2 separate regions of the Homo sapiens genome follow, and region 1 is linked to region 2. Evidence: chromatin contacts called from ENCODE Hi-C data. All regions are on one chromosome and are shown on one strand. The core of a region is the stretch at or near the end of the contact, and the rest is flanking DNA. Distances in the headings are between cores, read along the strand shown.

Evidence for each region. A loop is a pair of places that touch in the nucleus more often than their neighbours do. Pooled maps may share reads with other maps.
Region 1: a loop to region 2 is called in a map of endothelial cell of umbilical vein, with 2.8 times the contacts of the local background. The contact joins the promoter of LPAR6 here to the enhancer-like site in region 2. A Hi-C loop is called at or near these places in 2 of 168 maps with a recorded cell type or tissue (endothelial cell of umbilical vein and naive thymus-derived CD4-positive, alpha-beta T cell) and 11 of 50 pooled maps.

The regions. Positions count from the first base shown.
Region 1 is chr13:48,411,863-48,418,771 of GRCh38, reverse strand. LPAR6 (lysophosphatidic acid receptor 6) reads left to right here and starts at 5,659. Exons shown (of 1, transcript NM_001162498.3): 1 at 5,659-6,909. The coding sequence starts at 6,349. All of the region lies in intron 17 of RB1 (RB transcriptional corepressor 1), which reads right to left. RefSeq lists an enhancer at 6,674-6,909.
Region 2 is chr13:48,122,105-48,128,810 of GRCh38, reverse strand. All of the region lies in intron 5 of LOC105370198 (a long non-coding RNA gene), which reads left to right. Among named protein-coding and RNA genes, the nearest start is that of MED4, 30 kb to the right of the region's middle. Within about 2 kb of position 1,655, at least 21 of the 41 ENCODE cell types and tissues checked have a DNase peak (open chromatin) inside an H3K27ac peak, as active enhancers do; they include endothelial cell of umbilical vein, where a contact is called at or near this core.

The DNA of each region.
Region 1 (6,909 bases), core at 4,410-6,909, 290 kb before region 2:
CGTTGGTTTAAAGTCTGTTTTATCAGAGACTAGGATTGCAACCCCTGCTTTTTTTTTTTTTTGCTTTCCATTTGCTTGGTAAATCTTCCTCCATTCCCTTATTTAGAGCACGTGTCTTTGCATGTGAGATGAGTCTCCTGAATACAGCACACTGATGGGTCTTGACTCTTTATCCAACTTGCCAGTCTGTGTCTTTTAATTGTGGCACTTAGCCCGTTTACTTTTAAGGTTAATATTGTTATATGTGAATCTGATCCTGTCATTATGATGCTAGCCAGTTAGTTTGCCCATTAGTTGATGCCCATTAGTTTCTTCATAGTGTCAATGGTCTTTACAATTTGGTATGTTTTTGCAGTGGCTGGGACCAATTTTTCCTTTCCATATTTAGTGCTTCCTTCAGGAGCTCTTGTAATGCAGGCCTGGTGGTGACAAAATCTCTCAACATTTGCTTATCTGTGAAGGATTTTATTTCTCATTCACTTATGAAGCTTAGTTTGGCTGGATACAAAATTCTGGGTTGAAAATTCCTTTCTTTAAGAATGTTGAATATTGGCCCCCACTCTTTTCTGGCCTGTAGGGTTTCTGCAGAGAGATCCACTATTAGTCTGATGGGCTTCCCTTTGTAGGTAACCCGACCTTTCTCTCTGGCTGCTTTTAACATTTTTTCCTTCATTTCAACCTTGGTGAATCTGACGATTATGTGTCTTGGGGTTGCTCTTCTTGAGGAGTATCTTTGTGGTGTTCTCTGTATTTCCTGAATTGGAATGTTGGCCTGTCGTGCTAGGTTGGGGAAATTCTCCTGGATAATATCCTGAAGAGTGTTTTCCAACTTGGTTCAATTCTCCCTGTCACTTTCAGGTACAGGGACAATCAAACATAGGTTTGGTCTTTTCACATAGTCCCCTATTTCTTGGAGGCTTTGTTCGTTTCTTTTCATTCTTTTTCCTCTAATCTTGTCTTCACACTTTATTTCATAAAGGTGATCTTCAATCTCTGATATCCTTTCTTCTGCTTTGGCTGTTGATACTTGTGTATGCTTCACGAAGTTCTTGTGCTGTGTTTTTCAGCTCCATCAGGTCATTTATGTTCTTCTCTAAACTGCTTATTTTAGGTAGCAATTCCTCTAACCTTTTTTCAAGGTTTTTAGCTTCCTTGCATTGGGTTAGAACATGGTCCTTTGGCTTGGAGGAGTTTATTATTCTCTGTCCAGTTTTGTTCCCTTGCTGGCGAGGAGTTGTGATTCTTTGGAAGAGAAAAGGCATTCTGGTTTTTGGAATTGTCAGCCTTTTTGCGCTGGTTTTTCCTCATCTTCATGGATTTATCTACCTTTGGTCTTCGATGTTGGTGACCTTCAAATGGGGTTTCTGTGTGGAAGTCCTTTTTGTTGATATTGATGCTATTCATTTCTGTTTGTTAGTTCTCCTTCTAACAGTCAGGCCCCTCTGCTGCAGGTCTGCTGGAATTTGCTGGAGGTCCACTCCAGACCCTGTTTGTCTGGATATCACCAGCAGAGGTTGCAGAACAACAAAGATTGCTGCCTGTTCCTTCCTCTGGAAGCTTTGTCCCAGAGGGGCACCCACCAGACGGCAGCTGGAGCTCTCCTGTGTGAGTTGTCTGTCGATTCCTGCTGGGAGGTGTTTCCCAGTCAGGAGACATGGGGGTCAGAGACCCACTTGAGGAGGCAGTCTGTCCCTTAGCAGAGCTCGAGCAATGTCCTGGGAGATCTGCTGCTCTCTTCAGAGCCAGCAGGCAGGAACGTTTAAGTCTGCTGAAGCTGCACCAATAGCCACCCATAGCACCCTTCCCCCAGGTGCTCTGTCCCAGGGAGATGGCAGTTTTATCTATAAGCCCCTGACTGGGGCTGCTGCCTTTTTTTCAGAGATGCCCTGCCCAGAGAGGAGGACTCTAGAGAAGCAGTTGGGCTACAGTGGGCTCCACCCAGTTCAAACTTCCCGGTGGCTTTGCTTACACTGTGAGGTGAAAACCACCTACTCAAGCCTCAGTAATGGCAGAAGCCCCTCCTCCCACCAAGCTCCAGCATCCCAGGTCGACTTCAGACTCCTGTGCTGGCAGTAAGAGTTTCAAGCCAGTGGATCTTAGCTTGCTGGGCTCTGTGGGGGTGGGATCCACTGAGCTAGACCACTTGGCTCCCTGGCTTCAGCCCCTGTTCCAGGGGAGTTAACAGTTCTGTCTCACTGGTGTTTCAGGTGCCACTGGAGTACGAAAAAGAAAAAATCCTGCAGCTAGCTCGGTGTCTGCCCAAACGGCTGCCCAGTTTTGTGCTTGAAACCCAGGGCCTGGGTGGTGTAGGCACCCGAGGGAATTGCCTGGTCTAAGGGTTGTGAAGATCACGGAAAAGGCATAGAGTCTGGGCCGGAATGCATCGTTCCTCGTGGCACATTCCCTCATGGCTTCCCTTAGCTAGGGGAGGAAGTTCCCTGGCCCCTTGCACTTCCCGTGTAAGGCGATGCCCCACCCTGCTTTGGCTCGCCTTCCATGGGCTGCACCCCCTGTCTGACCAGTCTCAATGAGATGAGCTGGGTACCTCAGTTGGAAATAGAGAAATCACCCACCTTCTGCGTTGATTTCGCTGGGAGCTGCAGACTCCAGCTGTTCCTGTGTTCACCATTTTAACATCTATCTGGCTCTGTTTAATTTTCGCTCCCCCCAAAAAATCCATATAAGAAATAAGTTGATTCTCAGAGTTAAGTTCCAGAAGTGTAGAGATCTCACATTAAAATAACAGTTTGCCTGAGTTTATCAAATACAAAAGTATCTATTAAATATAATTGATTATATGGATTCATTACCTCCCTTTGCAAGTAGTTACTCTGTATTTTTCCAATTCTAACCTAAGAATTTTTCAAAGTTTCTAAATTCCCCTTTGGTTCCTTAATTAGAGGCCAAATTTAATATCTGGAAAAAATGCAGTATTCAATTATCTTCTTCCTGTTCAAACAGTCCCTCTGCTATGGCTCTTCCTCAGTAGAAACAACTGGCAACAAAATTCAAGTTTATGATTCATTCATCAGCAAACATGTGAGAATCATCTACAAAGAACCAAGAATTGTGGTAAGAATTATACAAACATTTACTATGATACTGATAATAATGAAAAGCCTAATTCAACAAATAGTGATCTATCCATTTTTAAGCCCCAGTAACTCAAACATTAAAAAACTATAAATGAACAGGCCGGGCACGGTGGCTCACACATGGAATCCCAGCACTTGGGGAGGCTGAAGTGGGTGGATGACTTGAGGTCAGGAGTTCAAGACCAGCCTGGCCACATGGTAAAACCCTATCTCTACTAAAAATACAAAAATTAGCTGGGTGTGGTGGCGGGTGCCCATAATCCCAGCTACTCGGGAGGCTGAGGTGGGAAAATTGCTGGAACCTGGGAGGCAGAGGTTGCAGTAAGACAAGATCGCACCACTGCACTCCAGCCTGGGCGGCAGAGTGAGAAAAAAAAAAGAAAGAAAGAAAAAGAAAAAGAAAAGAAAAGAAAAAACTATAGATGAATGACTTAAGTGAATAACAAGTCAAGTGAGTAATGACAATATGTAGAAAAATATTCCAAGTAGAATTAATAAATTTTAATTATTTGAATGAGAAAATGCCGCCATATTCAAAATGAAAGTAAAAGTAGGATGAGATCAGCATATACAACTGCATATATTTCATTAATTAAAGATGACTAAAGAGGAGACTATCAATTTGAAAGAAGATTACTAAGATTTTGTTTTTTTAAAACATACTGAACCAAATAAAAAAAAAATAACAGTAAGACATAACTACTAACAGAAAATTTTTTCCAATGAGAATACAAGCTTATTAACCACTCCTTTTTTCATTAATGCTCACTCAGCTTCTACCAGCCTTCTAATAAGAACACACACATACATCTTTTCTATACCAAATGTGATATAAAAGATATTCAACCCTTCAAAATTTTAAGTATTGGTTATAAGTAATACTCATCTTTTTTTGTCATTTGATAATAGATGAATTTTCTAGTCCAGACAGTAGAAATAGATTATAGTTCATCAACAAATGACAAAAATTGCTGAGTGTGAAAGAATGGTGCAAAACAACACAAAACATTTTACTGTAATAAGTTATTTTTAAGCTAGCTAAGTAATTTATGAGAAAAAAATAAATTGTTCTTAAATTACTTAATACCCAAGAGGAAGAGTTTCAGCTTAAACTAGACCAAATTAAAAAAATAATAACAGTAAGGCATAACTAGATCTAGCCTTTTCTGAAGAAAATGATATTTAAAACAAGAAAAACATGTGCCATAGAGGTTGTGATATCCTCAATCTTTGAGGAAATAACACCTACATTTAAGTACCCTCACCTTACACACACTTTCTTCTTCTGATTTTGGAGTCTTTAAAATATAAGTATACTTTTTTTTTTTTTTTTTGAGATAGTCTCGCTGTCGCCCAGGCTGGAGTGCAGTGGCTTGATCTTGGTTCACTGCAACATCTGCCTCCCAGGTTCAAGCGATTCTCCTGCCTCAGTCTCCTGGGTAGCTGGGACTACAGGCACGCACTATTGCCCTAGGCTAGTTTTGTATTTTTGGTAGAGATGGGGTTTCGCCATTTTGGCCAGGCTGCTCTCAAACTCCTGATCTCAGGTGATCCACCTGCCTCGGCCTTCCAAAGTGCTGGGATTATAGGCGTGAGCCACTGCACCTGGCCCAAAATATGAGTATACTTTAAATATAAACATATAAACCATTCATAGAAACTTTTAGATGGAGACAAAATCTGAAATATATTTCAATATATAGTTAATGTCATATTAAGGGGTTAAGGGAAGAGCTGGGAGGAAGAAGGAAGATAAGACTATGAACCTAAAATTTTGCCAAGTAGTAGGATTTTTATTCTCTAAACCTTATTTCAATCAATTTAAGGTTAAAAAAATTTTGCTTAAAAAGATGCAATTTCATTTTGTGCTTAGAAAGTAAAATTAACACCACACCAAAGATAAACATTCTTGAGTTTGTTCTTTTGGAGAAATGAGTAATTTAAAAATTTAAACAGCTCTAAAATATTAATACAACTGCATAGGAAAGAGGAAAGAATGTTAGAAAATTGCTTATCAAAAACTAATGAGACCCAGGATAAGAGCTACTCATAATGATAACAATTAAATATTGAGTATTTTTCAGAAACCAAGAGTCAAATGCTTGTTATACCTTAAAGGTTAAAGGCCCCTGTTTCATAGTCATTAAACAGTTCTTTGAAATGCTATGTTAAGATATCACTAACAATTTCAATTTATAAATACACACCCATACACATTTTCTTTTCTAAATTGTCATATCCCAAACACGAAAACAATCGAATAAGAGAACAGGCTGAATAGTGATTTTTTTCTTTCAATTATTACTACTGAAACAAATCAAAACAACTCTGAGAGGTTGCCAGCACCGCAGAAGGCATTTCCACATAAAAAGAGTTAATGAGCAGACCACGCAGTTCAACAGCCAGTGACCATTTGCAAGCCTCCTAGGTATATTCCCAGCAGACACATTATCAGATTAAAGGAAGTGCAAACAAACTGGGCTGAAAGTTTCTTTGTCCAAACCCAGCCTCTTCTTCCTGTGATGTCATATTACAAATCTAGGAAGCCTTTCTTTTTCACTTCAGAGAAAGCGACCTCAAGATACAACTGGCAACTGAGGAAAAGGCCTCAATTCAACAAGAGCTAACAAGCTTGGGAGTTTATTTCGGAATCTTTAAAAGACTCTTCTGCTTACCCACAATCTGGGATCCACTGCAGGAAAACAAAAAAGGAAAACTTCATTTAAAAGAAGCAAGAAGTAAAATGGGACAAATTGGGAATGTTTAAGTCTCTGAAACTCTGCACTGAAAAGAAAATAAGATTGATAACTTAAGCTTAACATTCTGAGGCATAAAGAAACATTAACTTTGGAGTATTCATCTTGACTACTGAAATACAAGTTTAGAAGACAAGTGGTTTCATTCTGGTCACAGATCACAGCTTTTCTTTAAATTTATAATCCTATGGGTTGGACTCGTTGACTGTATTTTTTAAAGGTTGCTCGTCAGTTAACTGAGCCTTGGAATTCATGGATTTTCTAAAGACTAACAAATGAAAATATTTTCCTGTTGAAGAACCCAGCGGAAATTTTACAGCAACAAATTTCATGTTTCTTTTGGGTATTTCTGAGAAAAAGGAAATATTTATAAAACCATCCAAAGATCCAGATAATTTGCAAATAAATTGGAGGTTATAGAGGTTATAATCTGAATCCCAAAGGAGACTGCAGCTGATGAAAGTGCTTCCAAACTGAAAATTGGACGTGCCTTTACGATGGTAAGCGTTAACAGCTCCCACTGCTTCTATAATGACTCCTTTAAGTACACTTTGTATGGGTGCATGTTCAGCATGGTGTTTGTGCTTGGGTTAATATCCAATTGTGTTGCCATATACATTTTCATCTGCGTCCTCAAAGTCCGAAATGAAACTACAACTTACATGATTAACTTGGCAATGTCAGACTTGCTTTTTGTTTTTACTTTACCCTTCAGGATTTTTTACTTCACAACACGGAATTGGCCATTTGGAGATTTACTTTGTAAGATTTCTGTGATGCTGTTTTATACCAACATGTACGGAAGCATTCTGTTCTTAACCTGTATTAGTGTAGATCGATTTCTGGCAATTGTCTACCCATTTAAGTCAAAGACTCTAAGAACCAAAAGAAATGCAAAGATTGTTTGCACTGGCGTGTGGTTAACTGTGATCGGAGGAAGTGCACCCGCCGTTTTTGTTCAGTCTACCCACTCTCAGGGTAACAATGCCTCAGAAGCCTGCTTTGAAAATTTTCCAGAAGCCACATGGAAAACATATCTCTCAAGGATTGTAATTTTC
Region 2 (6,706 bases), core at 406-2,905:
CTGGAGTGCAGTGGCTCAATCTCGGCTCACTGCAACCTCTGTCTCCTGGGTTCAAGTGATTCTCCTGCCTCAGCCTCCCAAGTAGCTGGGATTACAGGCATGTGTCACAACGCCCAGCTAATTTTTGTATTTTTAGTAGAGACAGGGTTTTGCCATGTTGGCCAGGCTGGTGTCAAACTCCTGATCAAGTGATCTGCCTGCCTTGGCCTCCCAAAGTGCTGGGATTACAGGCGTTAGCCACTGCACCTTGCAATGTCAATTTTTTTTAATAGTTCTCCCATACAAAAGAGTAAACTCCAAGATGGCAGGAAACATATTTTATTCATCCTAATATCCCGTAGAGGGCTTAGCACAATGTCTGATCCTTAACACAACACATCCATTAATAACCACATCTTTTAATTAAGAATTTTATTATAGCATTCTTGTAATAGAAAAAGAAACTGGGACTAGCACAAATGTTCGTCAGTAGGGCACTGGCTTAGTAAAGTTATGGACCATCCATACAATGGAATATTGTGTCACTATAAGAAAGAATGGATCTGATTTGGAAAAGTCGGCTTCATTAAATTGAAATGAAGTTTCATTTCAATTAAATAAAAAACTTACACAAAAGAATATATATCATATATAATATATTATATGATATATATTATATATAATATGATATATATTTTTTATATATATATCTTTTTGGCAAAAACCAAACCAAACCAAATGGGTGATTAATAGATGCATAGAATGAATAGATGGAGAGCCAGACAGATAGACTGATCCATTTTGCAGAAATAATGCATGGGAAAAAGGAAACCCCGAAAAATATAAGCAAATTCTCAACTGTGAGTATTTCTGGTAAGTGGGGCTGAGGAGAGTGGGCTGGTCATGAGAGGACAGTCCTTTGATTTTTACTTTAGCCTCTGTATTGTTGGTTTTAGCAATGAGCAAGTATTACTTTTGGGCATTAAAAGGGGAAATAATGTATTGACTCAAAGTTTGAATTTGTTGAACTTGCTTCAGTTGAGCAGGTGACCTAATATCCCATATTTCTTAGCTTCACAGCCTTTCTCCCTGACAGAGCTTCTGGCACTAAGCTGACAGAGGGGACAAAGTCTTCCTTTTTCAAGAGTAAGCATTTGGCTGGGTTCAGACGGACTCCCTTGGGCATCTCCCTGGGGCACCTCTCCAAGGCCTTGCTTTCTAAACTTGGTTATACTAATGGGCTGGGACAGATTCCCTGGCTGACTCTGGAAGCTGTCAAAATCTCTCTGGTAATTTTCCTAGGCTTTTCTGGTCTTTAATGAGGCATCAACCTTTTTCAGTTGTAAATCAGCTTAGATCAAAATTCAAGCAGGAGACTTTTCTACCCCTCAGACCCTTTCGATGTTTGCTTTCTAACTGCTGAGTTCTTGCTTACTTGAAACTCCTGCTCCCCGGGGATAATCAGAAATAGCTACCTGCACTAACTTCTTAAGTCATCATTCTCCTGTTTTGATCAGCAGGAGGGGTGTAATCTGTTTTCGACAGTTCATGTAGATTGGCTTGCTGCCAGCATGATTCTCTCAACTGAAGGAAAACTCAACAGTCTCTAAAATGGAAGGGCAAGAGGGAATTTGTGTGAATGATGTAAGTTAATCCCATTTCCTGGGATCTGGCCTGGCCCATTTTTAGTGGGGCTGGTTTAGGGTTAGTTTGTGATTACATAAACTCATCAACATTCCGGAAGAGGAAAGAACACCCCCTGGTGGTAAAATTATATCTCTGCACCACATCCCCTAAATTTCAACTCCCAGCCAAGTTACCTACTTACACTTGTACCAGGGTACACAGGAGCATTCTTGGTCACAGAAGTCTGTATAAACTAACTCAGTTTTATTCCTGCATTACATACAGAGAAACAAGCATTAGAATTTCCAATATTCCTATTATGCTTTTTTGTTCAGAATTACTGTGTTATACATTACACATATTAAAATCCTTAGCTTTATCATTTTATTATGGAAAAAAAATCCCCATTACTACACAAACTCTATAGCCCTAATTAGTTTTGTGCATGACATTATTAATGATGTTGTTATTGTTATGCTTATTTCAGGCCCATTTCATTTTTTCAAATGTGTCTGTTCTGTGAAATGCACACAATATAAAATATGTGGCTGGGTGCGGTGGCTCACGCCTGTAATCCCAGCACATTGGGAGGTCGAGGCGGGTGGATCATGAGGTCAGGAGTTCGAGACCAGCCTGGCCAACATGGCGAAGCCCCGTCTCTACTAAAAATATAAAAATTAGCCGGGCATGGTGGAGGGAGCCTGTAATCCCAGCTGCTTGGGAGGCTGAGGCAGGAGAACAGCTTGAACCCAGGAGACGGAGGTTGCAGTGAGCCGACATCGTGCCATTGCACTCCAGCCTGGGTGACAAGAGCAAGACTCAGTCTCAAAAAAAAAAAAAAAAAAGTGATGTATATTTTTGATGCTCCTAATGTACTACTTCGTTCTTCTACATGCTACAATATCCAAAATGTATTCATAGTCATACAGTCCAGTCTTCTTTTTCGTCTATTTGCACACATTCTCAGGGTTGAGTTGATTTCAAAGAACATTATCAAAACAGATGCTCCAGCGCTGTAATTAGCAGGCCTCGTGTGGAATGTTCCGCATAAGTCAGAGTTCCTGTGGATCCTGGACATTTGCCTTCCTGAGGCTCTGCCTTTGACTTTCCTTTTGGAATAATGCCATAAAGGTCACTGTTTCCAGTTCAGAATATTCCCTTTCGTTTCTGTTTGTGAGAACTATGTTTAAGCTTTTTCCCTTCACCAGTTGTCCTAATGGGCCTGGCATTGCTTCTGAAGTGGAGAGAGTTTAATAAACCCAGGACTCCTGCTTAGTCCCTGGGCATTTTTGCCTGCTCCTCGGCTTGTTATAGGAGAGTGGAATGTCCTTGGAGAGGCCGAGGCACTGGAATTTGAAGTGAAAGAAAGTAAAGAGGGCTCTGTTCATGACTTAAAACGTTATTTCCTTCTTGTCAAGATGCTTACTGGCCACCTGGTAGGGTGACCCACCTTTCTGGTTTGCCTGAGGGGTTGCCTAGGACTTTCAGTGTTAAACCCAAGATAGAAGGCCTTGGGAGGATTGCTCAAGGCTAGGTGTTCAAGACCAGCCTGGGCAAAACTTAGCAACACCTTGTCTCTACAAAAAAAAAAAACAAAAAAAAAACAACAACAAAAAAAAAACAAACAAACACAAGAAAATCCCAAGTGAAGCAGACCACGTAAAGCACACCAATGGGGCTCGCACTGTGTGAACCAGTTCCTTGCTCTTCTCATTCTCTTCAGTTAGTTCTTCATCTCTCTACCCATATCTGCCAGGTGCTCTTTCTTTTCTTTTCTTTTCTTTTTTTTTTTTTGAGATGGAGTCTCACTCTGTCACCCAGGCTGGAGTGCAGTGGCATGGTCTCAGCTCACTGCAACATCTGCCTCCCGGGTTCAAGCAATTCTCCTGCCTCAGCCTCCTGAGTAGCTGGGATTACAGGCGCCTGGTACCACGCCCGACTAATTTTTTGTATTTTTAGTAGACATGGGGTTTCACTGTGTTGGCCAGGCTGGTCTTGAACTCCTGACTTCGTGATCCACCTGCCTCGGCCTCCCAAATCGCTGGGATTACAGGCATGAGCCACGGTGCCTAGCCCACGTGCTGTTTCTTATGCCTCCTAACAAAATCCATGATGTTTGAAAATGATTACACATTAGGGATTTACTACATTTCAAAAGTAACAAAGGAAAACTTTTTTTTTTTTAATGGGTGTGTGTGTGTGTGTTTGTGAGTGATGGAATCTCGCTCTGTCACCCAGGCTGGAGTAAAGTGGTGTGATCTTGGCTCACTGCAACCTCTGCCTCTCAGGTTCAAGTGATTCTCGTGTCTCAGCCTCCCGAGTAGCTGGGATTACAGGTGCCCACCACTATGCCTGGCTAATTTTTTGTACTTTTGGTAGAGATGGGGTTTCATCATGTTGGCCAGGCTGGCCTTGAACTCCTGACCTCTTGTGATCCACCCACCTCGGCCTCCCAAAATGCTGGGATTACAGGCCTGAGCATTCGCGCCTGGCCCAACTTCTTCATTTGAGTTTACAAATCACACAAACATGAACTTGACAATGGTGCACCTAAACCACTATACTATAATAACTTGTCATTGTTTGTAGGCGTATGTAGTGAAGGTTGACTATTCCGTGTAAGGTCCAGTGGTAAGGAGAGGAGCTGAGTGGACAAGCAGATAAATGCCACCACACTTGCCAAGTGAGTGCTGTAGGAGGCCCAAGAACAGAGAGATTACTGTGGGCTGGGACAACTGGGAGAGGCTTAATACAGGCAGTGGGATGTGGAGAAGACTGCAGAGGAATCAGAAGAAAGGTGGGCTTCAGTGAGAAGAGACACTATTCCAAGCAGAGGAAACAGCTGCCTGCAGGACCAGGAATGCCTGAATAGAAGCTGCAGTGGCTGGTTTCCCTGAAGCTAAATTTTCAAATGCGTGATCAGTTTGAAGAGGGTGTGTGTAGGACAATTTCTGTATTTCTGTATTGTTGTTTCTGCATTTATTACAGGCAAAAATAAACACAACCTTACCAAACGGGAGCATTTTTTTCTCCTCCTGGCTCTTTGCCACCTTTTGTAGTGTTAGGCCTGGTCTCCCTAAAGAATTATCCGACTGTTTCAGTAAATATTTGGGGTGCAAAGAACTGGAGTATTGTCAAAACTTTTTGTGCCAACCCCGCCCTTCCTTCCATTGAGTCCAGTGCAGGGTGGGGCAGCCCTTGTAGTTCGAGTGAGGAAGCCATCCTTCAGCCCCATGTAAACAAGCGCTGGCATGCTCAGAGCACCAGCCCTGGTACTCATGTCCTCAGCAAATGCGATGCACGTTTCTACGTGAAATGCAATTTTCAATGACTACTGGCTTCCTTACACTTCACATCTCAATAATAGGCCTTCAAAGACCTTATCATAGATTGGACATAGCAAAATATCATAGCACGATTTCACCTAAATAGCCTTTTCCTTACATGAATTCTGCTGTTTCTTAGAGAAAGGAACCTCTTTCAATCCAGTCAAAGACAGGGTGAAGATGTGCCTTGTAAACTAGATACCCACTGTTACAAATGGCACCAAGGAAGAGAGAGTAAAAATAGAAAGTGCCTCTAGGGAGGTTTGAGAGAAGGGACACCAGGAAGGTTCGTATAATTCCACACCAGCTTTTTACCTGAAAATTCCTTCCACATAAAGATGAAGCTTTCAGATACTCTTGGAAGATTATGTCTTGCCTTACACACCAAGAGTCTACATCAATATTTTCTCCTTGGTGAGGAATAGAGGGGCCTCTGGTGCTTAAAGAGAAGAGACCGCAGATATGAGAAAACACTGCCAAAAAAGGAGACTCAGGATCTGAAAACCAAATCTCTTATATCCAAATTTTGCTAAAACTCACCATAGCTTTTATTTGAAATTGTGTGCATCATGGCAGCACTCTGAAAATCTGTCTTTTGTTTTCCTTGTTTTGTATTCGTGGTTCCTTCATACTGTATGGTGTTGACCACCTACTGCTTTCGGTTAGTTATTCAGTTTCCCTCCCCCTCTCTCAAACTCTTTTTTTATAAACTATTTTCATCTACCCTATTTCTGATCCTGAACATCCACCTTGGTTCCTACTGGCCGTGTTTATTTATTAGCTCACAAAGCTTGCTTCCTTTCTCAGGTCTGAGGAAGCCTGACGATAGGATAGGATAGGATAGGATAGGATTCTGTGATGGAGAAGACATGAATTCAAGGATAAATTATTGAGTTGAATAACTGCATCTGTTCAAAATAGTGTGATCACCCTTCTGCTTTTAGTGTGTTTGTTTTGTTTGAAGTCATAGGTGGCGTATTCTTATGCTTAAACACATGGGAGGGAAAATCCATTAGATAATGAGAGTGTGGACTAATTAGACACATTTTTCCTTTTTAAAAAACTGGCTTTATCCTTATGTGTCCACTGGTCCTTAATCATAGCTACAGCTGAGACTGCTTCTCTCCCTCTTCCCTTTGTCTCAGGCATCCTTTCTTCCACATCTCTTTGTAAATCATTACTTTTTTTTTTTTCCCAGGCTGGAGTTCAGTGGCACAATTTTGGCTCACTGCAACCTCTGCCTCCCGAGTTCAAGTGATTCTCCTGCCTCAGTCTCCTGAATAGCTGGGATTACAGGCACATGCCACCATGCCCCGCTAATTTTTGTATTTTTAGTAGAGATGGGGTTTCACCATGTTGGTCAAGCTGGTCTCGAACTCCTGACCTTGTGATCCACCCGCCTCGACCTCCCAAAGTGCTGGGTGGGTGCTGAGCCACCGGGCCTGGCCAAATCATTACTTTTTAAAGAAACTTTGCAATTGGTTCTGCCCTTGATGGTGTCAATTAGGACACTATCATTTGAATTAAATGCTAAGGTATATTTGCTATTAGGTTAAAAGTTTCCTTGGAGTGGGACCAGTTCTTTTCATCTTTTTTTGATAAGCAGTTGCTTTCAAAGTCCTGGCTTGAAGATCCTTATTTTGAATTAGGAATTCTTATCTCTGGATAATTTGAACAGTCCCAGACAATATGGGCATCTCCCAAGTCTACCAGACAGTCGTCCTCTGTTGGAGCAACACAGTGTAAGTCTAGCAAGGAATTCAGCCGCAGTGGAC